Linked DNA regions of Homo sapiens: regions 1, 2, 3 and 4 are each linked to region 5. The links are chromatin loops, found by intact Hi-C in ENCODE. Cell type or tissue: IMR-90. All regions are shown on one strand. Links, peaks and the distances in the headings refer to the core of each region. The heading gives the core; the rest is flanking DNA.

Region 1 (5,952 bases), core at 534-5,533, 85 kb before region 5:
GCTAAAAACTCTCAATAAATTAGGTATTGATGGGACGTATTTCAAAATAATAAGAGCTATCTATGACAAACCCACAGCCAATATCATACTGAATGGGCAAAAACTGGAAGCATTCCCTTTGAAAACGGGCACAAGACAGGGATGCCCTCTCTCACCACTCCTATTCAACACAGTGTTGGAAGTTCTGGCCAGGGCAATTAGGCAGGAGAAGGAAATAAAAGGTATTCAATTAGGAAAAGAGGAAGTCAAATTGTCCCTGTTTGCAGATGACATGATTGTATATCTAGAAAACCCCATTGTCTCAGCCCAAAATCTCCTTCAGCTGATAAGCAACTTCAGCAAAGTCTCAGGATACAAAATCAATGTACAAAAATCACAAGCATTCTTATATACCAACAACAGACAAACAGAGAGCCAAATCATGAGTGAATTCCCATTCACAATTGCTTCAAAGAGAATAAAATACCTAGGAATCCAACTTACAAGGGATGTGAAGGACCTCTTCAAGGAGAACTACAAACCACTGCTCAAGGAAATAAAAGAGGATACAAACAAATGGAAGAACATTCCATGCTCATGGGTAGGAAGAATCAATATCGTCAAAATGGCCATACTGCCCAAGGTAATTTACAGATTCAATGCCATCCCCATCAAGCTACCAATGCCTTTCTTCACAGAATTGGAAAAAACTACTTTAAAGTTCATATGGAACCAAAAAAGAGCCCACATTGCCAAGTCAATCCTAAGCCAAAAGAACAAAGCTGGAGGCATCACACTACCTGACTTCAAACTATACTACAAGGCTACAGTAACCAAAACAGCATGGTACTGGTACCAAAACAGAGATATAGATCAATGGAACAGAACAACAGAGCCCTCAGAAATAACGCCACATATCTACAACTATCTGATCTTTGACAAACCTGAGAAAAACAAGCAATGGGGAAAGGATTCCCTATTTAATAAATGGTGCTGGGAAAACTGGCTAGCCATATGTAGAAAGCTGAAACTGGATCCCTTCCTTACACCTTATACAAAAATCAATTCAAGATGGATTAAAGACTTAAAGGTTAGACCTAAAACCATAAAAACCCTAGAAGAAAACCTAGGCATTACCATTCAGGACATAGGCATGGGCAAGGACTTCATGTCTAAAACACCAAAAGCAATGGCAACAAAAGACAAAATTGACAAATGGGATCTAATTAAACTAAAGAGCTTCTGCACAGCAAAAGGAAACTACCATCAGAGTGAACAGGCAACCTACAAAATGGGAGAAAATTTTCGCAACCTACTCATCTGACAAAGGGCTAATATCCAGAATCTACAATGAACTCCAACAAATTTACAAGAAAAAAACAACCCCATCAAAAAGTGGGCAAAGGACATGAACAGACACTTCTCAAAAGAAGACATTTATGCAGCCAAAAAACACATGAAAAAATGCTCATCATCACTGGCCATCAGAGAAATGCAAATCAAAACCACAATGAGATACCATCTCACACCAGTTAGAATGGCAATCATTAAAAAGTCAGGAAACAACAGGTGCTGGAGAGGATGTGGAGAAATAGGAACACTTTTACACTGTTGGTGGGACTGTAAACTAGTTCAACCATTGTGGAAGTCAGTGTGGCGATTCCTCAGGGATCTAGAACTGGAAATACCATTTGACCCAGCCATCCCATTACTGGGTATATACCCAAAGGACTATAAATCATGCTGCTATAAAGACACATGCACACGTATGTTTATTGCAGCATTATTCACAATAGCAAAGACTTGGAACCAACCCAAATGTCCATCAATGATAGACTGGATTAAGAAAATGTGGCACATATACACCATGGAATACTATGCAGCCATAAAAAATGATGAGTTCATGTCCTTTGTAGGGACATGGATGAAATTGGAAATCATCATTCTCAGTAAACTATCGCAAGAACAAAAAACCAAACACCGCATATTCTCACTCATAGGTGGGAATTGAACAATGAGATCACATGGACACAGGAAGGGGAATATCACACTCTGGGGACTGTTGTGGGGTGGGGGGAGGGGGGAGGGATAGCACCTGGAGATATACCTAATGCTAGATGACGAGTTAGTGGGTGCAGTGCACCAGCATGGCACATGTATACATATGTAACTAACCTGCACAATGTGCACATGTACCCTAAAACTTAAAGTATAATAAAAAAAAAATGACAACATGCTCTTTTAGGCTGCAGAAACTAATATTGGAGCATCTGTAACCTTTGGCAGAGTCTTGTTTGAAACTGGTCTGTACTCCACTACACTGTAAGCACCTTTAGGCAGGGACCTTGGCATTCATGCCTGTATCTCTAGCCCTGGCATGGAAGGTTCTTAACACACACATGCGAAGGAGTGGGTGGATGAGGAACTTAGGAGCACAGATCTCCTTGGCAACTGGAGGACTGTCTACAGGAGCCAGTGCAGAGCAGGTGCTCCAAGTTTGTGGTGAGGACGGGTATGGTAAGACGACAAGAAACTTCAAGGTGAGCTGTGCTCTGGCTCAAGGGCAGACACGGCACTGTGGGAGAGCTACCTGTAACTGGATCATGCGGGAAGGCTTCCTGAGAGATGGTCTCTTTGCCGTGCCTTGAGAGACAGGATTTTCCCTCATGAAGGGGACTAGGAGAAAAATGCATTCCCTAGTGAGGGAAGGGCCTGAGCAGACGCCTGGAGGGAGGAAGGACTAAAGAGTGGAGAGGAAACAGACATGTTTGGGAAGTTGGTGAGTTGGGGTGGAAACACGGAGCTTGAGGTGCTCAAGGGCCTTCCACTTGGGGGAGCTATTTAATCAGACATTACGCCTGAGCTGCTCCAAGGGCAAGGCCTGGGAGGAGGCTGTGTGTCAGCTTGGGTGGAGGCAGAAGGCAGGGTGTGCACGTGTTGGGGACGCCTCTGCTCCAAGCTGGGAGTCGCACAGATACCCCTTGCAGATGACGGGAGATAGAGTCAGGCAGTGCTGTGGGTAAGGAGCCTCGTTGCTTTACCCGCTCATACCCTAAACACCTGCCTTGCCCAGCCACAGTCCCAAGAATGGAAAAAGCACGTTCTGTGAAGCAGCCCCGGAGGGACCTCCTGGTGACCATTTCACAAAACACAGTCTCTACAGAACATTCAAAACAGTTTTTCGGAACTTTTTTTCCAGCAGGTTTTATGAACTAACAGCTCTTCCCCTCGAGTGTGAGAGCCTCCAGGCTGTCACCAGGAATATCACGAGCCATCGAGTCTGTGTGCTGATATGTCACTGCCCTCCCACAAAGTGGTCTGCAGTCCACGTATAAAAGTACAAAAGGTATGAAGCCTGCGGTGAAGAGCGCAGCATGGTTGAAGACACACATGGACCCTGGGGCCACCCCTGGACACCTGTCCCACAGCTCTGCTTCATGCCTGTCAGCAGCCTGTCTGAGACACCCTGCCAGCCCGGACTGGGCTTGCAGAGGGGGCTGTGTGCCCGCTCCCCACAGAAGCAAAGGCTCCGGGGCCCCCACACATGCCTCCCTACGCTCTCAGCCACGAAGAAAGTCATCTCCAGTCATCAGAGTTGGGGGCAGGCAGGCGAGAGTCATTCAGCAGCTGGTCCTGGCTCAGCATTGTCTGAAAAGGACACAGCCGAAGGGTCAGTTTAATAGAGTTTTGGTCCAGGCTGCCCTGCGGCAGCTGCACCGGAACTAGAGGGCACTGGGTGAGGGCTGCATCTGACACAGGTGCACTATAAGTTTATAGTGTCCCAAGAAACCCTGAGTATTGGGTCAGAATAAACAACACTATTAAGATAAAAATAAATTGTTCATCTTAGAAATAAATTTTCTATTTTCAGGCCACCAAAGGCCTAGATCATAAGGGCAAGTGTGGGCAGATTCCTTTCATGGGTGGGCCAATAAATAAAAACGTTGAGTAAAACTGATCCTGTTTGGAGTCAGGGAGACTTTCCTGTTTTGTCCTTGAAAACAAGGAGAGTCGTGTGTCCCTGTCCTTGTCCTGTCATCCCAATGGGCCTTGCTAGACAAGCAAGCAAAGTACAGGGACAGGGGCCTCGATGGGGACAGACACTATAGCCAATAGGCTCAGTGATGGAATGTCCAAGAACTAAAAGGCCTTGGGAGTGATGGATCCTCAAAAACAAATCCTGTGCTCTGTGGCTGGCCTTTTCCTGCCAGCTCTAGTCTGCCTATAAGCCTGGCAAGGAGGATGTCATTAGCCCTGCTTTACAGATAACTAAGCCAAAGCTCAGGAGAGAATGACATCCAAGGTCACAGAGCTAGTGAAGTCAGAGCAGGGACTTCAGCCTCACTCCAAAGCTGCTTTTCGAGGCCAAACTGCTTCCCCATGATATGGTTTGTCCTTTCGGGCGTGCCAGGATGTGCTCACAAGCCTGTCAACACTCTGTGATACCCACAAAGTCAGAGGCACGATAGGAAATGCATATGTCTCTGGGCAGAGGGTGGAAGTGTCCACTAGGACAGGATGCAGCCTGGGCTCTAGGCTGATGAGACAGGTGATCTAGAGTTGCTGAGCATCTTGGTTTCCTCATCTCTAAGCCTGGGAAGAGGACCTGAGATCTAGTGTGCTTTAGCTGGCTTTGGCTAACAGCCGATGAGCCTCCCCACTGCCCTTAGGGGCTCAAGGTCCAGTAACAGGCCAACAGAGAAGGCCCCTGGGCTGCTTTCTGCCTCGTGGCTGGCTCAGGCTCAGGCTGTGACCCCAGCACTAAGCACCATTCTTCGCCGTCCCCCAGGCCTTGTGCATACCACACCACACCACACCAAACTCACTGGGCCTCCCTGGCACCAGTCTGACTGTGGGGAGAGGGTCAGAGTCCTACCGTAAGGCGGTGAATGTCTTGGGAGAGGAGCCCTATCTGCGTCACGGTACCTTCCGAAGGTGCCATCTGTAAAATGGGCAGCAGCCTGGTCAGCACACATGGATGCAGCTTGTGATTCAGAGAGATGGCATGCAAGTCCTGTCGTGCTCAAGCCTGGCTTCTCCAGGGCATGCTTCTCTGGAGGGACAGGCAAGGAGTGGGCCAGGCCCTGAGGAGTGACAGGTGGGTGGAGCACATGCTGCTCCTGTTTCCTGGGGAAAGGCATCAATGTCCCACACTGCATGCATACCTCTCCTGGGGCCCCACTGGGAACTGGCATTCAGGGTACACAGAGGCAAGACACAAGCTTGTCAGAAGCAGCCCTTCTGCACGTGTTCAATGTTCCAGCTATTTCCAGGAGCAGAGAGCAGTAGGAATGAAGGCCTTCAGGATGCTAGACTCCTGCTACCAGGCAACAGGAGCTCAGACACCAATGCCCTGACATAGGTGGGCATCCTTCCTCACTACTCAAGAGCCTCCCTCCTGCCCCTCCTTCTCAGGTAATGCTGGTCTCTTCCTCCTTCCCTAAACCTACTTAGACACTGTAGATTTGGAAACATCCTCTGTAAATTTGGAGGGCACCAAGTGTAACCCCTCCCTTGTTTTATAGGTAGGAAAACAAGCCCACAAAGGGAACAGGACTTACTTGAGGGTGCAGAGAATCAGTGGCACAACAGTTCCATGCAGGTTTTGAAAACAGGCACATGCAGAGATCCCTGTACCGCAACATAAGAAACAAGGGACAAAGCCTGCCCTGACTGGCTCTACAACTCCAGTGGCCAGGCATCAGCCTGAATGAGCACTTGTCATCCAGTGGACCTGGGTACCAGGATCTATCAGCAGCATTGCCAGCTGGCAAGCTTGTCCCCACATCTCTCACCTCCCAGGAGGCAGTGGCCTGTGGCAACAGACCATGCCTGAGGCTGCTGGTAGTTTAAGAAGCAAATCTTAGCATAGCCTCCATCTGGTACAGAATCAGAGTGCTACAATGGAATGGAGTCATCAGGCCGTGCCCAGGCCATCAGACAGCGGTGACGTGGTGTTACTCTTCTGCGATG
Region 2 (5,952 bases), core at 631-5,630, 120 kb before region 5:
GGCTATCTGCTGGGTGCTTGACAATGTCATGCCTGGGCTGGCCTTCAACAAGCTCGGCTGTGTGGCTATGATGTCCCCACCCCTGTGCTGAGCCCCTCCAGCATCATGCTCATCAGCTTCCAATCAGATGAAAACGGGACCTGCAGGGGCTTTCAGGCTACAGTCTCCTTCATTCCTAAAGCAGGTAAGAAGATAGAGTTACCAACTCTTTGGTTCCCAGTTCTAATCCTTGTGATGTGAATTAGAGGTCTTTAGAGCCCAACACAGAGACAGTCGATTCTCACTATCTGCAGTAATTACATCCTATCAAGTCACCATGGACACTGAATAAGAGAATACTCAGCCATCCCTCCTAGGAAATGTACAAGGTTAGGTGCCTTCAAGGTACATTTTCATCAGCTGATCAGTACATAAACTTGTTTTATGTGTGTTTCTGTTTAAAGATATGTTATTTAATATATATTGCTGGTTCATTACAATGAATTCACGGCCATTAAATTCATGGCCAACAGCACTATGACTCATGTCTGAACAAAGCTTATCTAACACGTGTGTTTTCTATGTGAGGCACACCACAGAGTTTTGCACTTAGGAACACTAGACGGCACTTCAGCACTATGCTTGGGGCCATTTTAAAGGTTGAGGTCACCAATAAAAAGAACAGAAATGAAAAAAAAGTGCCACTAAATAGACCATGAAAAGGACATTTGTTTATAGGATGACGGCTGAAGCAAGAAGGCAAAATATTGCCTTGTTTTACCTCGTGTGGAAACGTGTGTCTAACAACATGTATTTTTTGTCACTCTTCACATGCCTATGAATGATCCTGAGGACAACATGAGTATCACTTTTGGAGCTATAAATAATTTTTAGTGAGTAGGTGAATTCACGTATAGGGAGTTCACAAAGAACGAGTGACTGTATGTCTGAATCCTGATGGCCAATCATTACTAGATGTGTAATCTTAAGAGTCACCTCAGACTCATTTTTTTCAACCCTACTAAGGGAAAACAATGCATCCCTAATAAGAATGTAGTGAGGATTAAATCAGATAAGATACACTTGGCCACAAGCAAGTGTGCAGTACATAACAGAGACATAGAAACATGAAATATCTTCACCAGTTCCAGGCCCTGGACATTCGAACTACCTAACCAGCTTCCTTACACATTCTCATACCCATGATTCTTCTTTCCAAACCCCACAAAGCCAATTATCTGCTTTCCAAGTTGTTCATTCTTTTTAGGTATTAAGCAGCTGCAGATGGCAAAGCCAGGTTATAGTTAAAATGCCCCACTCCTCATTTGAAATACCTATAGAGTCTAGCTGGCTGAGGTGCCCCAGAATTCTAACAATAGCTTCATAAATCATTTTCTGATAAATCTCCAACCCTGGCTGTCTTTGTGGAAACTGAGTAATTGTATCATACTTATACCCAGTATACCCAGATTTAAACATCTCCATATCAGAGGATGAATCAATGTTTCTGGAGACATGAGATGTGCCAAATGGAGAAACCAATGTTTCTGGTAAGCTGTTTTGGGGACCAATTGATACACACAGAGTATAATCCAGGGTTCAACCGGAGAAGCAGGTGATATGGATTTAATTCCATCTTCCTCCAAAATATACTAGAGTCCTAACCTCCAGTACCCCAGAATGTGACCTTATTTAGAGATAGGGTTGTTACAGAGTTAATCAGTTAAAATGAGGTTATTAGCCTGGGCCCTAATCCAGTATGACTAGTGTCCTTATTAAAAGGAGAAAATTGGAAGCAGAGAGACATACACACACAGGGAGAATATCGTGTAATGATGAAGGCAGAGGTTGGGGCAATACATTATCTACAGGCCAAGGGGCACCAGTGACTGTCAGTAAACCACCAGAAGCTAGAGGAGAGGCTTGGGGCAGACTCCTCGTCACAGCCCTCAGACAGAGCCATCCCTGCTGACACGTTGATCTTGGACTTCTAGCCTCCAGAACTATGAGACAATAAATTTCTGTTGTTCTAAGCCACCTAGTTTGTGGTACTTTGTCATGGCAACCCTAGCAAACGGATACACCAGAATTGGCTTACACAATTGTGGGGGCTGACTAAGCAGGTAAATCTACAGGCCAGGTGCTCAGAAAGGGAAAATCATAGAAACACCGGAATCCACAGCATGGGCTGAAGTTGTTCCTCACAGGCAGAATTTCTTCTCTCTTTTGGGGAAGCCTCAGCCCTGCTTTTAAGGGCCTTCAAACTAATCAAGTCAGGTTCACCCAGATTATTCAAGATGATCTTCTTTACCTAGAGTCAAATGATTAGGAATTTTAATTACTGCTGCAAAATTTCTTTACAGCAACAATTAGATTAGTGTCTGATTTAATAACTGTGGATTGTCACCTAGCTAAGCTGACATATCAAAAAAGCCATCACATGGAGCTTCATGGGATGTGGTCACTGTTCCTTTTGCTCAAAGCAACACTGGAATATTTCCAGTCACCAGAATAAATTCTCATCTCGAGTGAATAATTCAGTGGCAATGACTACTTTCTGTGCCAAATTGTGGTCTCATTCACAAGATCCCACCTCTGAAAAATAGCAAGTATACTACTATGTTCTAGTGCCAATGAGCATTGAGAAGTTCTGGGCTTTCCCTGTTCCTTGTTTGTCCATGACATCCATTGGCATATATAAGTGACATCTTGTTCCATGTGGAAAATACAGTGGTGAGGAGAGCAGGCAGAAGATGAGGTGGGGAAACTTTTATAGTTTGCCATTTTGCCATTTTGATTTATCAGGAGAAAAGTCAAATCCTTTATTTTTTATTTTTATTTTTATAAATTTTCGGACACATAGGACACAGAATAATAGAGAGAGTCGGGAATGAAAATTCATTTTCATAAGAAGGGATGAAAGCAGTTGGGGTCTCTTTGTTCTGGCTTCTTTGACAATGACCTCATGATGCAAAGAAGCCCCGGGTGGAAAAATTTTTGTAAAGTGTGGCTGCAGTGATTCCTTCTCTCGGCCACCAGGGGGTACATTCAGCAAAGCCATTGCCAAGCACAATATTTCCAAAGACCAAAAAAGAGAATATCATAGCAGTAGCACATTTGAGGAGGGTGTGAGAGGTTGAAGATGAATTTAATGTGTGCCTGTCAATTTACCTGTGGGATATCCAGCTGCAGATGTCCAGGAATTAAGAATCAAGCCTGGGATGGGGTGGTCTGGGAGGTAGCAGATAAAGGTGAGAGTTGCAACCCAAAAGAAGCCTATTTTTAGAGGAAAAAGAGAAAAGGGAAGACCAAAGAAAAAGGCTGAAAGGAGCCAGGCATAAGGGGAGGAGGAGAACCAGGACAGACATGGGAGCTGTGGAGAGAGAGATTAGGTTTTGCTGTGGACTGAATGTTTGCGCTCCCACCAAATTCATGTGTTGAAGCTTAATCTCCATTGTGATGATATTTGGAGTGGGTCCTTGGGGAGATAATTAGGTTCTGAGGGTGGAGCCCTCATCGATGGGATTAGTACCTTTATAAGAAGAGACGCACAAGAGCTTGCTTCCTCTCTTTCTACTCTCCCCTTTGTGAGGATAAAACAAGAAGACAGACATCTGCAAACCAGGAAGGGGGCCCTCACCAGACACTGGATCTGCCAATACCCTGATCTTGGACTTGGCAGTCTCCAGAACTTTGTGAAATAAATTTCTTGTTTAAATCACCCAGTCAATGGTATATTTGTTATATCAGCCCAAGCAAAGACAGGGGAAAGAGGTGTCAATGATGAAAAATGCTGGACAGAATCTAGTAACATAACAATGGGAAAAGAGGCCTTTGGATTTGGCCACTGGGATGTTGTAGGTAACCTCAGTGAGTCAGAATTCCACAGTCTGATTGCTAAAGATAGAGAGTGAATGGGAGGTGAGAAAGAGGCTCCCTGGAGGTAGATTTCACTTTCATAAAGAAAGGTCCCCAAGTGTTGTTCTGAGCCTCTGGCCTCTGTTGCCTGAAGCTCTCAGGCTTCAGGAGTCATAGAGTCATAGAAGCAGTTCCGATACACTAGCATAATCCCAGTAAGAATTTATTTCTCAGCCTTAGCCTTCAATTTTCTCAAAATTATGTCTTAGGCTTTATTATTATTATTATTATTATTATTATTATTATTTCCACAGCCATCACTTCTTATAAATAATGTTTTGGGTAACATCATATTTTTTTGACAATTTGCGCAGAAATATCACATACCTTTTAAGCTACATGGTGGAATCACCTTTCTTTTCATCTGTATGAATAACATGCCCTGAAATATATCCCCTGAAAATATATTCTTTTTTTTTGCGGGGTTGGGGTCCGGGGGTGGATCTTTATGAACTTAACAACAGAGATTCCTTGCCTTTAAGGTAGAAAGAAGTCCAAAAAACTATAGCAGCTTAGAATCCCCACCTTTGCATCAGAAGCATGCCAGGAGTATGGTATGTTTCTCTCCAGGAATTCTAAGGAGTGCAGCAGATGCGGGCAACGATTCCTGCTGGGTGAGCTCTCCAGCTGCCATCTTTCTGCTCTCCACAGGACACTTGGGGGCTGGGAGTGTCACTTTGTGGTTTGATGAAACAGCCTCTGGGTGAAGCTGCTGTGACAACTTATTTAAAATCTTCAGGATGCTCAGGGATACACTATAGACAATTTTAAGAACTTTCTTTTCAGAATTGAATGGTCTGTTCTAAAAAAAGCTTTCTGTGAATTTTCAGAAATGTTCTACTCTCTGATACGAAGTAAGGGAAAGGGCTCTCCTTTCTTAGTTTCAGGATTTTGATTTCCTTTCTTCCTGCAGATTCTTTATAGATTGGGATCAGGCTCAGTATAGACAAATTAATTTGTGAGAATGAGAATGAGTGCTTCTTTTTCTCTGTTGTTTTTAATAATTTTAAAAATGTGTATTTAACAACAAATGTCTGTCGTTTTTAATAATTTAAAATAGGTAGTACTTGCTTGTTCATCATGAGAGAATGGCAGCTAACATACATTAAGCGATAATTACTGTTATGGGTACTCTACACTCATTTTTAAATCAAAACTTATGTAAGATTGATAATAGCATTAATGTACAATCCATTATATGCTGGGCTTCATTCTAAACGTTGCATATGAATTAACTCATAAAATCATCTTATGACCCTAAGAGGTAAGAATCATCGTCATCATCATACCCATTTTAAAGATGGAGAAACCAAGACCTGGAAATGTTCAGTAATAGTCCCCAGCCAGATCATTTGTAAACTGGTGGAGCAGGACTTCATACCTCAGCAACCTTCTACCAGAGTTCGGCACAGTGCTGTGCTACCTCTCAGGTGGGTATATTCGGTGTAAGTATCTCCAATATACAAATGATAAATCTGAATATAAGACTGATTCAGCCACACAAAGAGGATCCACAGTTGAGCTCTATCTGAAAAATCCTGTTAGCAGGTAGATTTCAAATTCAGTTCAAGCCAGAGAATTTTTTTTTTCAATGACAACCTGGCCTTTGGATCTGTTTTCCGCTCCTAAAACACTAGAATCCAGCAAGATACCTGGGGTTTTCCTTCTTCATCCACACTGAGTATAATCTGAAAAACAGTTCTGGAAAGTAAAGAAGTAATCAACAAGTAATTACTGAACACCTGTGACATGCCTAGCTGAGCTAGATAGGTACAAGAGAAGGTAGAGATGTGCCCTTGCCTTCAAGGGCATCCCAGCTTCATTGAAGACACAAGATAAAGATATCCTGCAATAATTAGGGAATAGTGTAACATAGAGTATGGGCAAGGGCAGGAGCTGTGGCTGGACACCGACCGGGTGGGAGCTATTCAAGAGCAAGTGGAAACATCAAATTAGAGTTATCTGAGAAAGCTGCCTGGAGAGAGAAGGATTGGGTCTGGAAGACAACCTAAGGAAAATTTTCTAAAAATATGTTTGGTGGATGTATCTGTTAAT
Region 3 (5,952 bases), core at 294-5,293, 470 kb after region 5:
TCATTTGTACTCATATGTGAGTTGGATTGCAATTTCTAGTTAGTGTTTTTCTTCCTCACAAGGCTGAGAAATAAATCCTCAAAGATAGAGATCATAATTAGTGTCTCATATTTGCATTTCTACCCTTCAGAACCATGCTCAGCCAGTAGTATATACTGGTCTATACTAAATGAGTGAACAGAAGGCTGAGGACAACGCCAAGCACACAGTGGTTCCCTGTCACGAGCCCCTTCATTCCGCCTCAACGGAACATTTTCATGGAATGAACATTTTCGTGGAAACCAGTAAGCATCTGAAAAGTGGAACTGCATTTCCAGGCTGTCTAAATACCCAGAGTGATTACTTTCCCAAGAACGTTTCCCCTAATGGAAAATATAAACATTATGGTTTGTTTTCCCAGATCTCTGATTTTGATAGGGACCAACAAAATTGTAGCCACTGTAGAAGGTTTAGAATCTCATACAAATACAGAATAAGGTCTACAAGAAAAGGCTTATAACAATTAAATTTCCAGATACAATGGAAGGCTAAAACCACATACACTGTCTATGTATTTGTGGCCACATAATAAGACAAAACACAAATGAAAATAAGAACATTATGATGATTAAGTTCATCAGCACAAATTTGAGACTAGAGATAAAATCATATTATATATAATTTTCTGGTGTTACTGATAAAGATAGCTGATGGATAAAACAGAAGACAATATCATCTTGTAACGGGGAAATCAGGACATCTTTCAGTTTACAATCTCATACCAGATAGGAGTCAATGAATTGCTGCCTGTGAGGTAGTTGAAGGATTCAGGTAAGGGCATGATTAAACCAGGGAATGGAACACTGAGAATGGTTTAACCTCAAGTTATACCCTGACAACTGCCACTAGAAAGCAGCCATTGTGAAGGAAGTATGCCCCAACATTCTGACAAAGCTGAGCTTAACTCTGGATTTGATACCAAACAACACTATAGATTTTGTTTTTAAAAGCACACATATCAGTTCCAATTCAAGATTGATTGTGAGATTTCTTAATTCAAAACAACTGTCAAGTTAAGTGATAATATGCTAACTGTAAGGAAGCTAATGGTCAAAATAATTAAAAATAGTCAGTACCCAGCAAAGAACGCCATACCAAATATCCAGGATGTCCTCATGTCCTACCCATGTATCTTTTCCATGGAGGAAGTACAAAGAGGGAGTTATAAAAAGGTATTAACATATTGGATGAAACTAGATGTTGTGTGGGCTTTATCTTTGTTAAGTAATCTATACACTAATTTTTAATGTATTTCTGCTTCTCATTACATATTTTTCTATAATATGCATGCTTATTAGAGAGTGAATACTCCTTATTTATTAATTTTTCCTAAAACTTTAGGGTGAGAACTGAGCTACTTAGATTGATATCATAAAAGAGAGATCTGAGCTTTTATGCTATGGCATAAAAGAAATAAACTGCCATATTGTAAAAGGACATGTGAGAGGAGCACATGGCAAGGAATTGTGGGAGGTCCCTAGGAACTGACAGCAGCTCCATAGCTGAAAACCAGCAAGTCCTATAACCACATCATAATGAATATATGATAAATTATTCATATATATAATAAATGAATAAACTTTGAGGCATTTAGATGTAAACAAAATTTTAATCTTTAGGTAATAAAATTTATCAATATATAACTTTTGATACCTCCTTTACTGTTGGGCTTAGAAAAATTTTCCAAAACTCAATTATATAAAAACACAAATAGATCTTCTTCTAAACTTTTTGTTGTTTCTATTTTTACATTTAAAAAGTTAATCTGGCTGAGCACAGTGGCTCACTCCTGTAATCTCCAGCACTTTGGGAGGCCGAGGCAGGCGGATCACCAGCCTGACCAACATGATAAACCCCGTCCCTGCTAAAAATACAAAAATTAGCCAGGTGTGGTGGCACATGCCTATAATCCCAGCTACTCAGGAGACTGAGGCAGGAGAATTGGTTGAACCCGGGAGGCGGAGGTTGCAGTGAGCCGAGATCACACCACTGCACTCCAGCCTGGGTGACAGAGCGAAACTCCATCTCAATTAAAAAAAAAAAATTAATCCACAATTTTGCAAGTTGAAAAGAGTTCTATGGATGGATGGTGGTGATGGCAGCATAACCATGTGAATGTACTTAATGCCACTAAACTTGTACACTTAAAAATGGCTAAGATGGTAAATTTTGTCATATGTATTTTACCACACTTAAAAAAAAAAGTTAAAATCCTACCTAAAAAAAGTTAATCCACCTAGAACTCATTTTGGTGTATAATGATCAAAATCATTAGGACTTTTTTCCAAAGTGGTTAGCCAATTAAATCAGCATCAGTTATTGAATTACTTTTCCCACCAATTTGAATGCTTATATATACTTGGATATACTTCTGGTCTTTTCAACTGTACATAACTTGCAGTACCTGATTATATGGGGATTTCCAGTTAAAAGCATAAGCAGCACCTAGCCTAAATCCACAGACCCTAGAGTTCAAGTTCCAAGGGGCAGGTTCAAGAAAGGAAACATAAAGCACCAATCCTTGAGCTTTTAGTGACATCTAGTGGACTGTTATCATATGGTAACTTCTGTTCCGTGTCAGGAAGCATGCTTTCCTCCACTCAGCTTCTTAATCAACTAGGGCAATTTTAAATACAAATAAAAATGCAAGCCTTAGTATGTTTAGATGGCTCTCTCCCTCCAACCTTTCTCTTCGGTCCATCTCTCAGGTGCCAAACTGCAGCTCAGATAATCACTCCCATCTTCAGAAGTTTCAATAGTTTCCATGTAAATTAGCAGAGATGGGATATAAAATCAACAAGATGAAGACACTCCTAAAATTAATTACAAATAGAAACAAATGAACCTAGCTGTATTTAAAGTGGATAACATACACAAATGAAAGAGGAGTTTCCCTGTTTCATGGAATATCTTGAAATTTTACCACCTCTGGAAAGCCTCCTCATCAGAATTAATTGGTTTGCTTAGCACATTGCCCATGCCTATTTGATAACATTTCTTGCTCTGTTTTGCATTTTAGGTAGTTTATGCAGAAAAATGTTACCCACACTAAACTATGAGTGCCTGAAGGATAAAGAGGGTCTGATTCATCTCAGATTCAAACAACCCTGATACCTTTAAAAGCTACTTTATCTGTGAACTTGGCTCTGAGACTTTAAAGGGGGTATCAGTAGTTACTCCCAGGGCATTAATCCAGCCAATACTTGTCTTTTTCCCAACTTCTTCATTTCATCTGTTTTTTTCTTACTAGTTTGACCTTGAACTGATCTCACATTATTTGCCTCTCCTATTTGTTGATTCACATTCTGTGTTTCTCATTTCCCCTCTCCTGGTAATCAACCTCAAGATATGCTCTCTTAAATTAGTGTCTGTTAGTAATTCACCTGCATTCCTTCACCTTTATTTATATAGCACAAACTCCCAGCGAAAACTACCTTGATGTCAAAAGAGAATAGGTATAAGAAAATCAGTCTTCATTCACTGAGGGTTACTATGTGCTACATGCTTTTTTATATATTATCTCATTTAATTTTCACAGAAATTTAGCTCTTATACATCCTTCACATCTTAGTTCAATTATCACTTAAGGATGCATTCTCTAGGTGTCCTATATATAGTGGTCCCCAAGCTTTTTGGCACCAGGGACCAATTTTGTGGAAGACAACTTTTCCAGGGACCAGGGAGTCGGGGGAGATAGTTTTATGATGATTCAAGCACATTACATTTATTGTGCACTTTATTTCTACTATTATTACATTGTAATACATAATGAATTAATTATACAACTCACCATAAGTAGAATCAGTGGAGGCCCTGGGCTTGTTTTCCTGCAACTAGATGGTCCCAACTGGAGGTGATGGGAGACAGTGACAGATCATCAACTATTAGACTCTCATAAGGAGCATGCAACCTAGGTCCCTCACATGTGCAGTTCACAATAGGGCTCATGCTCCTGTAAGAATCTAATGCTGCTGCTGATCTCAAAGGAGGTGGAACTCAGGTGGTAATGCAAGTGATGGGAGCGGCTGTAAATACAGATGAAGCTTTGCCAGCTCGTCCACCACTCAGCTCCTGCTGTGCAGCCCAGTTCCTGGCCCAGGAGTTGGGGATCCCTGTTATACTACATCAAGCTTTTAAAAACATGTCTCATAGTGCTATGTATCTCTCTTTCATAGTGCTTGTCATGGTTAAAATGTTGCTTTTTGTATGACAATTTAACCAGTCTATCTTACCTTTTGAACACTGTTCCATGTGAGGATTAACAATGTCTACTTTGGCTCACCAATATGTCTCCATTGCTTAGCTAAGAGACAAGGATTAATTTATCCAAAACTAATCCTCAGTAGATTGGCATCCTGGAAAGGATTGGCCTTCTGCAAATTTCACTGAAAGCTGCTTTTAGCCCATTTTTAATGCAGTCAATCATGGTCAGCTGCACAGCCTGGGCCACAGTTACCCCTGCAGCTATAATGTTAGTACATTCTCAATCTTGAATGCTGATGTAGCAAGTCCTGCCTCTAGTTTGCTTTGCTGCCATACAGCTTCAATTACAAGACTTTGACTCCAGCCCTTTACCACCTTAGATAAAAGTATTATTCACAAAAAACATGTTCTTCTCAGCCCCATTTATATTCTACTGTCTCTCCCTTCTCCAGCTGTTGACTGCAAGGTTCAGTGACCCATTGTCAACCTGTCTAGGGCAGACTGATGTTATTATCAAGTCCTCAACTCCTGCAAATCCACAACCACGAGCACTGAAGTGACAGGGTTATAGCTATTTCTGCCATGACATATTGCTATTATATCCTAACCCCTAATTATTCCAGGGTAGGGGCTGGAATCTCCTATATTATGCAACTCAAAAGCCCCACAGCCCAAATGTGGGAGTTCCTCTCCCAAAGCTGAAGTCCAGTCATGCTAAATCTCTGTGTATTCCCACAGAATGCATCTGGGCAACTAGCAAGTACTACTCCACTGTCTCTGTGAATCGTCCTTAATGAATATTAATCTGGCCAATAAGTATGATTGCATTCTTGTCCCTATTTTATAGATAAGGGAAAAAAACAAAGAGCAACCTGACCAAGATCATTCACTAACTGTGATCTTGGTGCTGCTTTTCTGTTTGCCTTAGTTGGCGTGATATTAGCACAGCGTTTGCCATTTGGTGGGTACTACATAAATAAAAATTAGATTCAATGAATAAATGGATAGATAGACAACCAATCTCATGAGGGGAGCATTCTTGACCCTATTTTATAGGTAAGGGGAAAAAAACACAAAGAGTAATTAAGTAACCCGACCAAGATCACAGTTGGTGAATGGTGGACACAGGATTTAAATTCAGGTCTACAAGATTACATATTACTTATTCTAAATTACTACACTCTTCAACTCAGAGATTTCTCTAGGTGCCCCAAAGCCTGAGTCAACTGTAAATAACAATAAAAACAGCTACATTTTTTAAAAATCTAGGCACTGCACTAGGCACTTTATTTCTGGGGCAAAATTGAGTCTAAGCCAATTATGCCAGAGAGCAATAATTCTAAACCCTAACAGATAAGAAGGAATCAAGCCTTTATAATAACATCAACCTGCTTTACTTCTGACTGGTTAGGAATGGGGCACTGAGCCCATGGTGGAAGTTCTGGTCCCCTCAACTGAAGAGGTGAAGAAGAAAGAGGCAGCAGAAAATTAATGGGGACTATAAAGAGTCAAATATATCTCCAAGATTTCAAGCTGGATGAGTGCAGCTTGAGTAAATACAATTAAAACTCTCAAGTGTACTTTTTCTGAAGACTTTTGAGTATAGAAGCAATTTTACTAGGAATATAAATGATAAATTCCAAAGGAAAGTCTGTGCTACTGCTTTGCAGAATGCCGTAATACTACCACTTAACGAACCCCACTGCATTC
Region 4 (5,952 bases), core at 550-5,549, 94 kb before region 5:
TTGGTGTTTCCTCGTCATTGTATCAAAATCTCCAGCACAATGCCTGATACATAAATGGTGCCTGCTAATACTGAAAAATGGATGGAGGGAGTCCATGCTCCTTGGTTACTCACATAGCCATTGTTTACTCACTGGTTCACCTCCGTGAGTGAGAATGCTCTTTGAGTCTCTGTGTTAACTTCAGCTTGCCCCTCTTTTTCCTCAGAACAGAAGGCCCGGCGATTCCCCGACCAAGCCCAGGCTCTATTCCCACTTTGTGCACTGGAGCACCAGGGCTAGCTGAGGAGACTGCCCTGGCCTGCTTCTCCAGCTTAAAATGGTGCAGACAGTCCCTTAGCTGGACGTGCCTCCTGGGAGTCCTAAGGAATGTCAGTGATCTTTTGCAGTCTCTTTAGGCAAGAACTGCAGAGGTCATAAGCATTCTCTGTGTTTCCAGGGAATCTTGGAATCAGACCAGACCAGACGAGTGAGCCTAAAAAAACACTGGCCGATCACCTGGGAATGATTGCTGGGGGCACAGGTAAGAGGCTTCTAGGGGCTCCATCCAGAGAGTGAGCCCCGAGACCCATTCTGACTTGGGAGTCATTTGATCCTCTAAGGGACAACATGAGAGATTTCGCCTCCAGCTGTAGAAGGTGGGAACGATGAACCAGTGACAGGTCTTGAAACTGACCCTGTGTACCCTGCTTCCCCTAACCAATATGGTGGCTGCTCAGGAGCCTTGTGGGGACCTTTCAGGTCAGGCTTGGGGGCAAGCTGGGCAGGCCCACCCATGCTGTCCCAGGGGCTCCTAGATCCAGTTCAAGCCTGACTCTCCCCATCCCTTGAAAATGACTGCCTGAAGAAAGAGAGCAGTCTTTGAAGGAGACATACAATGTGCCAGGCACTGTAATAGGCATTCTTAAAACGATCACATTTACCCGTCATTGTTTGATGAATGAGGACACTGAAGAACTTAGAGTGTTCTTTCCATCTTGCCATATGAAAATGAGAAAGACTACCTGACTTACTGTTGCATTAGAAAGGAAAACCAAAATGAAGGGCTGTTTCCTGCTTTGAGTTTTGGGGACAGAAGTGAGAAAAGGATAACTTGGGCTGGGGGAAGGTATGAAGCTTGCTGCAGGTCAGGGACTGTGGGCTTCAGAGACAGGGAGAAAGCTGGCTGCTCGCTCACTGTGTTCCAGGCATCACACCCATGTTGCAGCTCATTCGCCACATCACCAAGGACCCCAGTGACAGGACCAGGATGTCCCTCATCTTTGCCAACCAGGTCAGTTCCTGCTGAGCTTGCAGTGGTAGGATGGAATGTTTGCTGAGCTGGGCTCTTGTTTTCATTTCTCCTGCATTGACTGAGCTCATGCTGCTTGGGTGCCTGCATCTGTGGGAGGGCTTAGTGGGATCAACAGGGCTGCTGGCAGCTGGAGAAGCTGAGTCCAGGCCTGCTTTTTGCATGTATTTAACTCTTTTGTGTCTCCTCAGCCAGCCCTAAGCACTAAGCATTCCTTTTTTCCTTAAGATGTACTGCTGTATTTTTGCTAAGTGTAAAATCACAGATGTCCTCAGTGGACACTTCAGAAAATACAGAATATAAATATTTACTTACTTTTTAAATCTTTTTTCTATATATGTTATATATTTGTAATTTATATATGCTTTTTTTTTTTCACTCAGCATTACCACAACAGGCATTTTCTTCTCTTTAAGATGCTTTATAAATATTTTCATCATAGTTTTTATCAAGTTGCACTATAATTTACTAACTTCCACATTCAGGCTGTTTTCAGTTCTAAATAATATGGTGATGAATAATTGTGCCTACGCTTGATTACTTTTAGATTATTTTCTAAAACAGAATCCCAGAAGTGGAATGACTGGGATGAGAATCATGAGGAGTTTTAAGATCCAGGTCTTCTGTGCAGTTATCTTTGAGGCTGTGACAGGTTATTTTTGGCTTTGGTTCCCTTTCCCCCAAATGGGGCTCCAGACTGTTTTCCTCTCCTTCACATATCCAGTGCTGTTCTATCACAGGACTTTCTGAGCCCATTACATTTCTTCCAGAAGATCCTGGGCCTGCACTGAGCTTGTTCCAGTTAGGTTTGCTGTGCTAGAGCTCAGTGTAGATGTAGGAGGCAGGGCTGGAGCTCCGAGTGAAGCCATCCTGGCCAGCGCTTGGCTAAGGTCCTTCTAGTTGGAGGCGGTCACTGCAGCTCCATGGGAACCTACATCCCATGGAGGTTCTTCATCCACATGGAGGAACTTCATCCACAAAACAAAGGGTTTGAGCTTCAGGAGCAGCAGCAGAACTCTTGTTTGCCGTGGGAGTTGGCAGCGAGCACTCCAGCTGGAGTGGTGGCAGCTTTGGCCAGGAGTATGCTGACCGGTGTAGTCAGTCCAGGGAACAAGAGGATGGCCCTGGAGGGGCTTTTTCAGTGTTGCTTCTTTTCTAGACAGAGGAGGATATCTTGGTCAGAAAAGAGCTTGAAGAAATTGCCAGGACTCACCCAGACCAGTTCAACCTGTGGTACACCCTGGACAGGCCTCCCATTGGTACGACATCCATTGCCCTCACTCACCATGGGTCAGCACCAACCCTTGACCACTTTGAGGACTGGTCTCTGTCTCTTTGTTTTGTTTTAGTTTTGTAGGACCAGATGTGGGGGTTAAGCCTGGGGCTCTGGCTCCAGATGGGAAATGTGAGAAATTGAGGGAGAAAGGATTTGGGATGGCCTGCTTTTAAGGGCAATCGAGAGCAGGTGTCTAATACATCAGCAGCACCTCACGCTGCACTGAACATCAAAAGGGACACTGCCCCTGTCCACTGTGAACACCCACCCATTCCACACAGCCATCACATACACATCTAATATGGGCACTGACCCCTTCACCACTCACCCTTCTGCTTACGGCCACCACACCCCTTACCGCCCACCTCACCTGGACATGCTGAGCCCCCAGACAGCTGCTGCAGCCCAGACAGCATCCCAGCAACCACTGTGCACAGAGCACCCCACAGGCGCGCCTCTCACACTGCTCCCGGCTGTACCTGCTTGTCATACAGGTCCCTGGTCGGCAGAGGGCGCTACCCTACTGAGCAATTCTGCGCAGTTCCACTAACACCAGGCCACACCCTGCCGGACAACTCCAGCTGGCTGTACTGATTCACACACCTCGGTATACCTCGTTGTGTTCTCCTTCCTCGTCAATGCTGACAGCTGACAGACAGCAGCAGGGCTTCAGGGTCCCTGCAGTGAGCCTGGGACCTGGGGTGATTGCTGCAGAGGGCTGTTTACTAGTTCTGAGGCTTTTTGCAGGGAGCAGTAGTACAGACTTCTAAGCCTTTGTAGAGCAGCTTGTCACCTCCTCCCTGGCTGAGGGTGGGTGTGCAGGCGGCCTGGGATCAGGAACTCCACCTGGCATCGCTCAGCTTGCTCCTGCATCTCCTTCATTTCAGGCTGGAAGTACAGCTCAGGCTTCGTTACTGCCGACATGATCAAGGAGCACCTTCCTCCTCCAGCGAAGTCCACGCTCATCCTGGTGTGTGGCCCGCCACCACTAATCCAGACGGCGGCTCACCCTAACCTGGAGAAGCTGGGTTATACCCAGGACATGATTTTCACCTACTAACACCTCCACGTGCTCAGCAATTTTGCATGTCCCTTTTCATCTGTTTCAGAGTAAGTTCAATTTCACCACGGTAAACTGGGATGTTTTCAAAAGTGCCTTGCCATGTACCTTCGCGCACACACTGGTTCTCCTCTTTTGGGTGTGGGCCTAACAAAAAGGGCTCAAGGGGCTGGAGACTGGCTGCTGGGGCCTCCTTGCTTGGAGGCTGGAAAGAGCTCCATTTCAGTATCTTTCTCCGTGGTTTTGTGAAATAAACTCAAGTACAAAGCAGACAGCCCATGAAGTGTGGCTCTGTGGGGGACGTGCTAGGCAGTCAGGAGGCCGTGGCCTGGCCTGTGAGTTGGCTTCTGCATGCCCATGGGGGTCACAACTGGCAAGTGTCGGGGCAGTTCCTAAAAAACTCCAAGTGGGGTCACATCAACTCTCAAGAATCTCTCCATGGCACTAGGGGTCATGGTAGGAGTGGTTACACACAGAAACTTCTCAACTTTCAAAGTCAGGTTCCAGAAACTGCCTTAAATCCTTTGTATCATGAAACCCAAACGAGGGTCTGTCGGGGTGGGGGGGAGGGACAGCCAACCTCACCCATCCCCCTGTTCACTGTCTCCTTGGGGATCCTTCACTGCTTTCAAGGGAGACCCCACTCTGGCCACCCCCATCTCTCCAGGACACACTCCAGGGCCTGGCTCCCAAGGCCCTTCTTGGTTTGCTCCTGCCGACTTTATCAGATTTTTCTTTCCCTGGGCCCCCAACTCCGACCCCATTCTCTCACCTACTGGTTCTCAACTGAGGGTGATTTTGCTGCTCAGGGAACAGATAACAAAGTCCAAAGACATGTTGGTTGTCAGCTACAGAAGGGGTGCATCTACCCTCTATTAGCATTTAGAGGGTAGAGACCAAGGATGCTGCTAAACATCTTAAAACCCACAGGAGAGCCTCCATCACAGAGTATTTCCATCACAGAGTATTACGCAGCCCAAAGTGACAGCAGCACAGAGGCCAGGAAACCCTGCTCTAGCCTACCAACTTTTGGCAATCCCTAGGTTGTACTGGGCTGTTTCAAGTCTGTCTACCTGGAATGCCCTTCCTCTCCGGCATACCTGGGAAAATATGATTCATGTTTCCAAATTCAAGTGTCATCTCTTCCATGGAACCTATTCAGACTCCTTCCCCAAACCCCCATTAAGAATGACAACATGCAAGGGAGGAGCCAAGACGGCCGAATAGGAACAGCTCCGGTCTACAGCTCCCAGCGTGAGCGACGCAGAAGACGGTGATTTCTGCATTTCCATCTGAGGTACCGGGTTCATCTCACTAGGGAGTGCCAGACAGTGGGTGTAGGTCAGTGGGTGCGCGCACCGTGTGCGAGCCGAAGCAGGGCAAGGCATTGCCTCACTTGGGAAGCACAAGGGGTCAGGGAGTTCCCTTTCCGAGTCAAAGAAAGGGGTGACGGACGCACCTGGAAAATCGGGTCACTCCCACCAGAATACTGCGCTTTTCCGACGGGCTTAAAAAACGGCGCACCATGAGATTATATCCCGCACCTGGCTGGGAGGGTCATACGCCCAGGGAGTCTCGCTGATTGCTAGCACAGCAGTCTGAGATCAAACTGCAAGGCAGCAGCGAGGCTGGGGGAGGGGCGCCCGCCATTACCCAGGCTTGCTTAGGTAAACAAAGCAGCCGGGAAGCTCGAACTGGGTGGAGCCCACCACAGCTCAAGGAGGCCTGCCTGCCTCTGTAGGCTCCACCTCTGGGGGCAGGGAACAGACAAACAAAAAGACAGAAGTAACTTCTACAGACTTAAATGTCCCTGTCTGACAGCTTTGAAGAGAGCAGTGGTTCTCCCAGCTCGCAGCTGCAGATCTGAGAACGGGCAGACTGCCTCCTCAAGTGGGTCCCTGACCACTGACCCCTGAGCAGCCTAACTGGGAGGCACCCCCCAGCAGGGGCACACCGACACCTCACACAGCAGGGTATTCCAACAGACCTGCAGCTGAGGGTCCTGTCTGTTAGAAGGAAAACTAACAAACAGAAAGGACATCCACACCAAAAACCCATCTGTACATCACCATCATCAAAGACCAAAAGTAGATAAAACCACAAAGATGGGGAAAAAACAGAACAGAAAAACTGGAAACTCTAAAAAGCAGAGCGCCTCTCCTCCTCCAAAGGAATGCAGCTCCTCACCAACAACAGAACAAAGCTGGATGGAGAATGACTTTGACGAGCTGAGAGAAGAAGGCTTCAGACGATCAAATTACTCTGAGCTACGGGAGGACATTCAAACCAAAGGCAAAGAAGTTGAAAACTTTGAAAAAAATTTAGAAG
Region 5 (5,952 bases), core at 375-5,374:
ATTTAAACATTTTTTGGATGAAAGAATAAGGCTCAAATGATAAGACTGGTAAAGTAAGACTAAAATTCTATGTGAAGGAAAGAGACTTGAAGGTCCGTTTCTCCAGGGTAAAGATGTTCGACACAAAAAGGAAAAGACGGGGCCCATTTCCTCTGTTAGCTCAACTCAATGTGTGATGAACAAAGGTGGGGGGTGCAGGGTAGGGGAGAGAAAGGGACAGAAAAGGGAGGAAGGGAGGGAAGAATCCAGATAAACTGCAGCTAAATTCTTGACATTTTTATGGCATTCTCAAGTAGCAAGTCTTATCTCAGCCTTGTTTTTCCTTAAACACCAAGTACATTTTACTTACGTTGTAATTCAACTCAAAAATCACAAATTAACACCCCAAAAGACCTAGGAGCAGGTTGGCAGGAGGGAAAGGGGAAGGGCTGAGTGAAATGGGATGGATTCAGAAGCTAAGGCACCTCCTCGCTCACTCACCCCACCCCCAGGGGCAGCTGGGTCCCTGTCGTGGCTCCCTCATCACACTGGCCTGGCAAGGCAAACCCATGGCTGCACCACTGCCCTAGAAGTCCATCCTGTCCAGGGCACCTCACTTGATTTACAGATGGGATTCCAGGGATCAGATGAGCCCCTAAATATGTTCGTCAAATATATAGAAAGTACTACTATTTGTATTCATAAATCTTTATCTGAAAAAGAGTTGTCAGATTATCAGAACAGTCCATGACTCCCAAAAGGCTAGAAGCCCAGCTTTTAATTGGCCGAGGTAGTTACTCCCAAAGGTCTAGGCTCCCCTTGTTATTGGGAGCTCGGGGGCCTGGGCTTGCTGCTCCCATTATACTGCTCCTGTGAGGTGGTGTCTCAGACTCACTGGACCCCTCTCTGAAGACAGAAGTCCTCAGGAAGCACAAAGGGTACACAAATACGGGTCACTACAGTGACCTAACAGTCCCGAAGGCCTTCCTGGAAGTACTTTGCTCATCTACAAACAGATTCATTACTGCCTGCAACATGCAGCAGCCAGCTGTGGGAAAAGGGCAGGAGACTGTGAGGCTGAGCATTCTGGGAGTAAAAACACAGCTAAGAGGCCAGGGTGGTCAGGTTTGCCGGGGAAAGTCACTGTAGCTTGCTCCACCCCTGTCCTAGGGTCTAGAAGAGAACCCCAGGATTGCCACCTACCTGGCTGGAATTCCAAGTACTTGAGGGAATGGCTGAAAAAGGAGCTGAGGCCCCCTGAGGTGTTACTCCTGCTGCCTACCAGAAATCAGCAGCATCTTATCAGGCAGAACTGTAAACTGAGAGGAATCTCATGGTCACGTGCTGTTCCACTGACCTATCACCTACAGGCATCCTGGGCTCCGCTCAGCCCTGAGCCTTCACCTCTGGGCCATAGGTGGCAGCTGCCAGGACACTCCCTCATAAATCCTCATAAGTCAGATGTAAACTTGTGTCCTTCAACAGACATGGTGCACAGTGGGCCCGCTGAGAAGGGGAGGCGGGGGAAGGGAGTGAAGAGTGCTGTGGAGGAAGTCCTGGCCACTGCAGCTCAAGCCTCCACAGAACACATGCATGGAGAATGCACCTCCAAAATAGATCAGTACAAAGGTCGGCAGACTTTTCCTGTAAAGCGCCAGATGGCAAATATTTGGGTTTGGTGGGCCATGTAGTCTATCTCATACTCAACTCTCCTATTTGCAGTGCAAAAGCAGCCACAGCCAATACCTAAACCAGTGTGTGGCTGTGTACTAGTAAAACTTTATTTATGGACACCAAAATGTGAATTTTATATTATTTTCCCATCTCAAAACATTCTTGTGATTTTTCTTCAGTCTTGAAAAATGTAAAAATCATTCTTAGCTGATGAGTGTAAGAAATATGCAGTGGGCTAACTGTGGGCCATGGTTTGCTAATCCCTGGGTTAGGACAGTGCTTCCCCATCCAGAATGAACTGCCTGGACCTGAGGGGGTTCTAGTAAAAATGCAGATTCTGGTTCAGTAGATTGGGTATGGGGCCTGCTGTTGTGCACTGCTGACAAGCTCCCAGGTGATGCTCGTACTACTGGTCCCAGGACAACACTTGGAGGAGTAAGAAGTTAGGAAACCGCTTTCAAAAGTTCCTCAAGGCCAGGTATGGTGGCTCATGCCTGTATTCCCAGCACTTTCGGAGGCTGAGGTGGGCAGATCACCTGAGGTCAGGAGTTCAAGATCAGCCTCGTCAACCTGGTGAAACACCGTCTCTACGAAAAATACAAAAATTAGCCGGGTGTGGTGGTGCACAACTGCAATCCCAGCTAATCGGGAGGCTGGGGCAGGAGAATTGCTTGAACCTGGGAGGTGGAGATTGCAGTGAGCCAATATCACACTATTGCACTCCAGCCTGGGCAATAAGAGTAAAACTCCGTCTCAAAAAACAAAACAAAACAAAACAAACAAAACATTCTTCGAAACATAGATTACTAAACAAACTTGCCTAGAAGCATAAATTCCCTGGAGCCTGCCTGCCCACTAGCAGGTATCTGAAAGGGCAGAAGGCTCTTGGTAGTGTATCTCTGGCAGGATTTTCTTTTGTAGGTGGAGGGTAAGTGGGTGTCTACGTGCTCAGACCTCAAGTTATGCTAACCTGGCAACACTGTCCACCACGGCCCCTGGGCCTGAAGCAGGAAATATAGTGGGGAAGGATTTATTTGCTCTTTCACCAGTGTTTGCACATTCTTGGTCATTTATAAACATTGGTTCTTAGAGGCTGAAATAGTCTCTTTAGGTCAGGTCTGAAAGGAGCCGGATTGCTAGAATTTAGTAGGGTAAATTTACTTTGGGGGGCAGGGATCAAGATCCAGGAAAATTGAAACTGCTAAATTTGCAGTGGCTGAAGGCCCCCAGTCTTGGCTGCTGTGTCAGGAAAAGGGCATTCAAAATCCCCCAGGGGACAGGAAGCTTCTCTAGGGCAGGGCGTGACATAAACTGTGGGCTAGGAAATGCCTGCAGGAATGGAAGGGGCCAACCTACTAGCACCCCAGCAGAAGGCACTGCAGTCAAGAAGTCTGGAGAGGTCTCCCCACATCCACAGGGGAAGGTCAGGTCTATGATCCCAGGACCAGCCCTGTCTCTTCTCCCCCACCCTAAACAGTGGAGCCCTCTCTTGACTGCCCTTTGTCCACTGTTTCTAAGGAAAATGGCAAAGAATTATCTTTGCCAGCTGACCCAGGTGCAGTTAAGCAGTTTCAATAATGAGAGGTGCTTATGTTATCTTTGTCTGAAAAAGAAAAATTAAAAGCTGTTTTCTCATATGAAGCCCATGCTGACCTCATTCTTTGGGATTTCACTTCCCAGCATTTGTCCCTGACTCCCACCTAGTGGCTTCTTCCAGCACTGCACAGGGACAAAGAACCACCACTGATGCCACCTGAGCCCGGCCCAGGAGCCCCTTGGGAGCTGAGCGCAGAAAGAAAGCACGGACACACCTACTCCTTTCTCATCTCTCACTCAAGTTCACACCTGTCACAGGGGAGGTAAGAAAACATGCTGGAAATCGGCTCACACAGGCTCTACTTTTTTTCTTGAAAAATAAGCACCAAATTTTCCCTCCTCTAAGATCCAGAGGAAAAGGTTTACCTACAAAACTCCTTCTGTAACTTTTCAAAATTGAAATGTTCAACACACACGTATCCTGACTATCTTTTGTTTTCCATTCTGGAGATACAGAAATGAATCCCATGGTAAAAAAATTCAAGCTCACATTTTATAATTCATAAAACAGCTTTTTCTCTCCACTTTTTTTTTTGCAACTCCTCTAGCTTTTCAATATGGTAAACAGATTTGCTTCTTGGACAGAATGAAAGATTGCAAGCTGAATCTGGCAGGAATGTATGGGCTTTGTTTGAGGAGCTGGGAGCTGAAGAAACCGCCATCTGTGACAAGGTGGTTTGGAGCTGAGAAGGGGGGGTGGCTGTGCTCCCCAGCCTGGGTCTGGGTTTCTTTGTTTCTTGGGAAACTAGTTAAAAAGGTAACTGAGGGCACCTGAACTGACTGCTGGGCTATCAGAGGTGAGCACTTATCCCAGCTGGGGCCAGCAGAGGCTGCTCATTCAGGAGAGCAACTCTTCAGGTTTTTCAATATGGTAAACAGATTTGCCTCTCCACTGTTGAGATGTGGGCCTCCATCAAGCTCTAACATAAGGGCAGCAGTAAACTGAGAGGTTCCTAACCTGTCTCCACACTTTGGAACCCAAGAGGTCAAGACTGAGGGAGGCAAAGGCTGGTGCTTACAAAGAGACCACTCCATATAGCCCCCAGAACAAACTGCAGAATTGGAATGCTTGGCCAGATCTTGCAGACACTTTCAAACTCAGCTGTCATTTCCAGTAGGGAAACTGAGTCCCACAGAAGTGAAGAAGAGGCTCATGAGTGGTAGAGCCAGGGTAGAACCCTGGCCTTTTAACTCCTTCCTACCTTCCATACTCCCTCACCCTGGTTCAATCTGCTTTCACCTGCTCAAGCACACTGACCAGGACTCTTGAGACCTTGCAAAGAAAAGCCTGGGTTCCTATTGGATGGCCAAGCCTACTCCATGTACCCCAGTTCCAAACAGGGCCTAGAGTACATACAGCCCTTCTGTGGGTTCTCTGCCAAGCACCACCCCTCACCCTGGAGCCTGAGCTCTTCCTTGACTTGCCTTCACTTTGCTGCTGGGTTTGCCTGCCCTTTCTCTGGCTTCATCTTGAAACTTCACCAAGAATCTCCTTGGCCCATACCCAATGTATTAAACAGCAGAACAGACTGGCTGGCTGGTAGGAGATGAAGGGTGTACATAACATACTGTTAGAGAAGCACCCATGGCTACTTCATATGGAGACTCTGCTGGCTCTGGTATCTTCTGGGCGTCACCCAAAGACCTGGGACACGAATCAACACTGTGTATCAGCCTAGGTCTACTCCTCCCAGCTAACTGGCTATCCCCAGCCCTGTAGAGCCCATCTGAATCTGACTGGCTATCCTGTCTAAGGTTTCCACCACCCAACCTAGCCAAAGATCTATGCCACTAACCACCAGCCAAGCCAAGCAGGTGTGGAGGGGTAGAGACACCCCTTTCAGACCATGGGAAAGCCCCACTCAAGGCACAGCCAAAATCCTGGAAGTGGTCACAGTTGTACCGGGTCCTTCTTGCCTGGGCCAGGTACCACATGCCAGGGCCACTGATGATTACATGCCAGCATATGCCAGGGCCACTGATGAGCACTGCTTCCCTTTCTGGGCTTCAGGACCACCTGTGGGGTTCTGGGGCTCCTGAACTGAAATAACCACACCCTCCCGAGGGCATCATCCTACATTTCACCATAGTAAACAGAGAAGGAGGAGGCTGCCCCTTTTCTAGAACTCAGCTCTGTTCCCATCACAAAAGAGCTGCCTCAGCCTTCCAGCCAGGGCCTCAGCTTCATCCTCCATGAGCACTGACCCTGAGCTTGGCTGTGTCTTCCAGTTGTAAAGGACTACCTTCCCATCTCCTGAGGGTAACACTGCTCTGCTGCACCACAGGCAGGACAGCCTCCCTGATGCTTCCTCTGCAGGCCAGGTCCCAGCCCATCTTAGACCCCAAGACACCCTCTATACAAGGTCCTCATTCACCAACTTTCCAGAGGAAATACTGCTCCTAGACCAAGGGAATCCAAGCCCTTTGTTCCTTGCCCCACTGAGGCCCCAGAGGGTATCCCCATTAAGAAAGCCTTGCACATGCCCTTCTAGGCCCAGAGCCCACTTCTCCTCATTATACTTACCAAGGAGCAGGATGCTAGTTTAGACTCCAGAGCATGGGAAACTCACTTAACCCAGTGCCACTGACTCCTGGGCAGGTCTGCTCCACTTGGGCTTTAGAACTAGTCGCCTCTGTTTTATACCCATCTCCAGGCAAAGTCCTGGCCAACAGCACTCCTACTTCTGCCAACTGTGCTGGCCC

What was found. Peaks named below come from ENCODE experiments on the same cell type or tissue, not always from the same donor. Only the 100,000 strongest peaks of a DNase experiment are listed, where the experiment ranks them.
Region 1: a loop joins it to region 5, with 11 times the contacts of the local background. A loop is called at or near these places in 91 of 110 quality-filtered maps.
Region 2: a loop joins it to region 5, with 8 times the contacts of the local background. A loop is called at or near these places in 30 of 110 quality-filtered maps.
Region 3: a loop joins it to region 5, with 16 times the contacts of the local background. A loop is called at or near these places in 5 of 110 quality-filtered maps.
Region 4: it touches region 5 in a loop (7-fold over the local background); 90 of 110 quality-filtered maps call a loop at or near these places.

Annotation. Positions count from the first base shown.
Region 1 is chr11:7,654,402-7,660,353 of GRCh38, reverse strand. It overlaps a transcript of PPFIBP2 not described here. Among named protein-coding and RNA genes, the nearest start is that of CYB5R2, 16 kb to the left of the region's middle. In IMR-90, for the core only: a CTCF peak has its summit at 2,805 (motif pointing right); a DNase peak (open chromatin) is centred at 2,823.
Region 2 is chr11:7,685,501-7,691,452 of GRCh38, reverse strand. OVCH2 (ovochymase 2) reads left to right here. Exons shown (of 16, transcript NM_198185.7): 14 at 53-184; 15 at 1,440-1,529; 16 at 1,851-2,016. The coding sequence ends at 1,498. LOC105376533 (a long non-coding RNA gene) reads right to left here. Exons shown (of 11, transcript XR_007062576.1): 3 at 1-175. Among named protein-coding and RNA genes, the nearest start is that of CYB5R2, 15 kb to the right of the region's middle. RefSeq lists an enhancer at 1-439. In IMR-90, for the core only: a CTCF peak has its summit at 3,028 (motif pointing right); no DNase peak of the experiment used is centred there; H3K27me3 peaks cover 415 bases.
Region 3 is chr11:7,095,053-7,101,004 of GRCh38, reverse strand. No RefSeq gene overlaps it. Among named protein-coding and RNA genes, the nearest start is that of RBMXL2, 9.0 kb to the right of the region's middle. In IMR-90, for the core only: a CTCF peak has its summit at 2,578 (motif pointing left); no DNase peak of the experiment used is centred there.
Region 4 is chr11:7,663,046-7,668,997 of GRCh38, reverse strand. CYB5R2 (cytochrome b5 reductase 2) reads left to right here. Exons shown (of 9, transcript NM_016229.5): 6 at 437-520; 7 at 1,185-1,270; 8 at 2,448-2,547; 9 at 3,452-3,894. The coding sequence ends at 3,624. It also overlaps a transcript of PPFIBP2 not described here. Among named protein-coding and RNA genes, the nearest start is that of CYB5R2, 7.5 kb to the left of the region's middle. In IMR-90, for the core only: a CTCF peak has its summit at 3,085 (motif pointing right); no DNase peak of the experiment used is centred there.
Region 5 is chr11:7,569,253-7,575,204 of GRCh38, reverse strand. All of the region lies in intron 3 of PPFIBP2 (PPFIB scaffold protein 2), which reads right to left. LOC105376535 (a long non-coding RNA gene) reads left to right here. Exons shown (of 4, transcript XR_007062579.1): 4 at 3,334-5,952. Among named protein-coding and RNA genes, the nearest start is that of PPFIBP2, 58 kb to the right of the region's middle. RefSeq lists enhancers at 1-509, 510-1,334. In IMR-90, for the core only: a CTCF peak has its summit at 3,354 (motif pointing left); a DNase peak (open chromatin) is centred at 3,324; H3K27ac peaks cover 1,827 bases; H3K27me3 peaks cover 423 bases.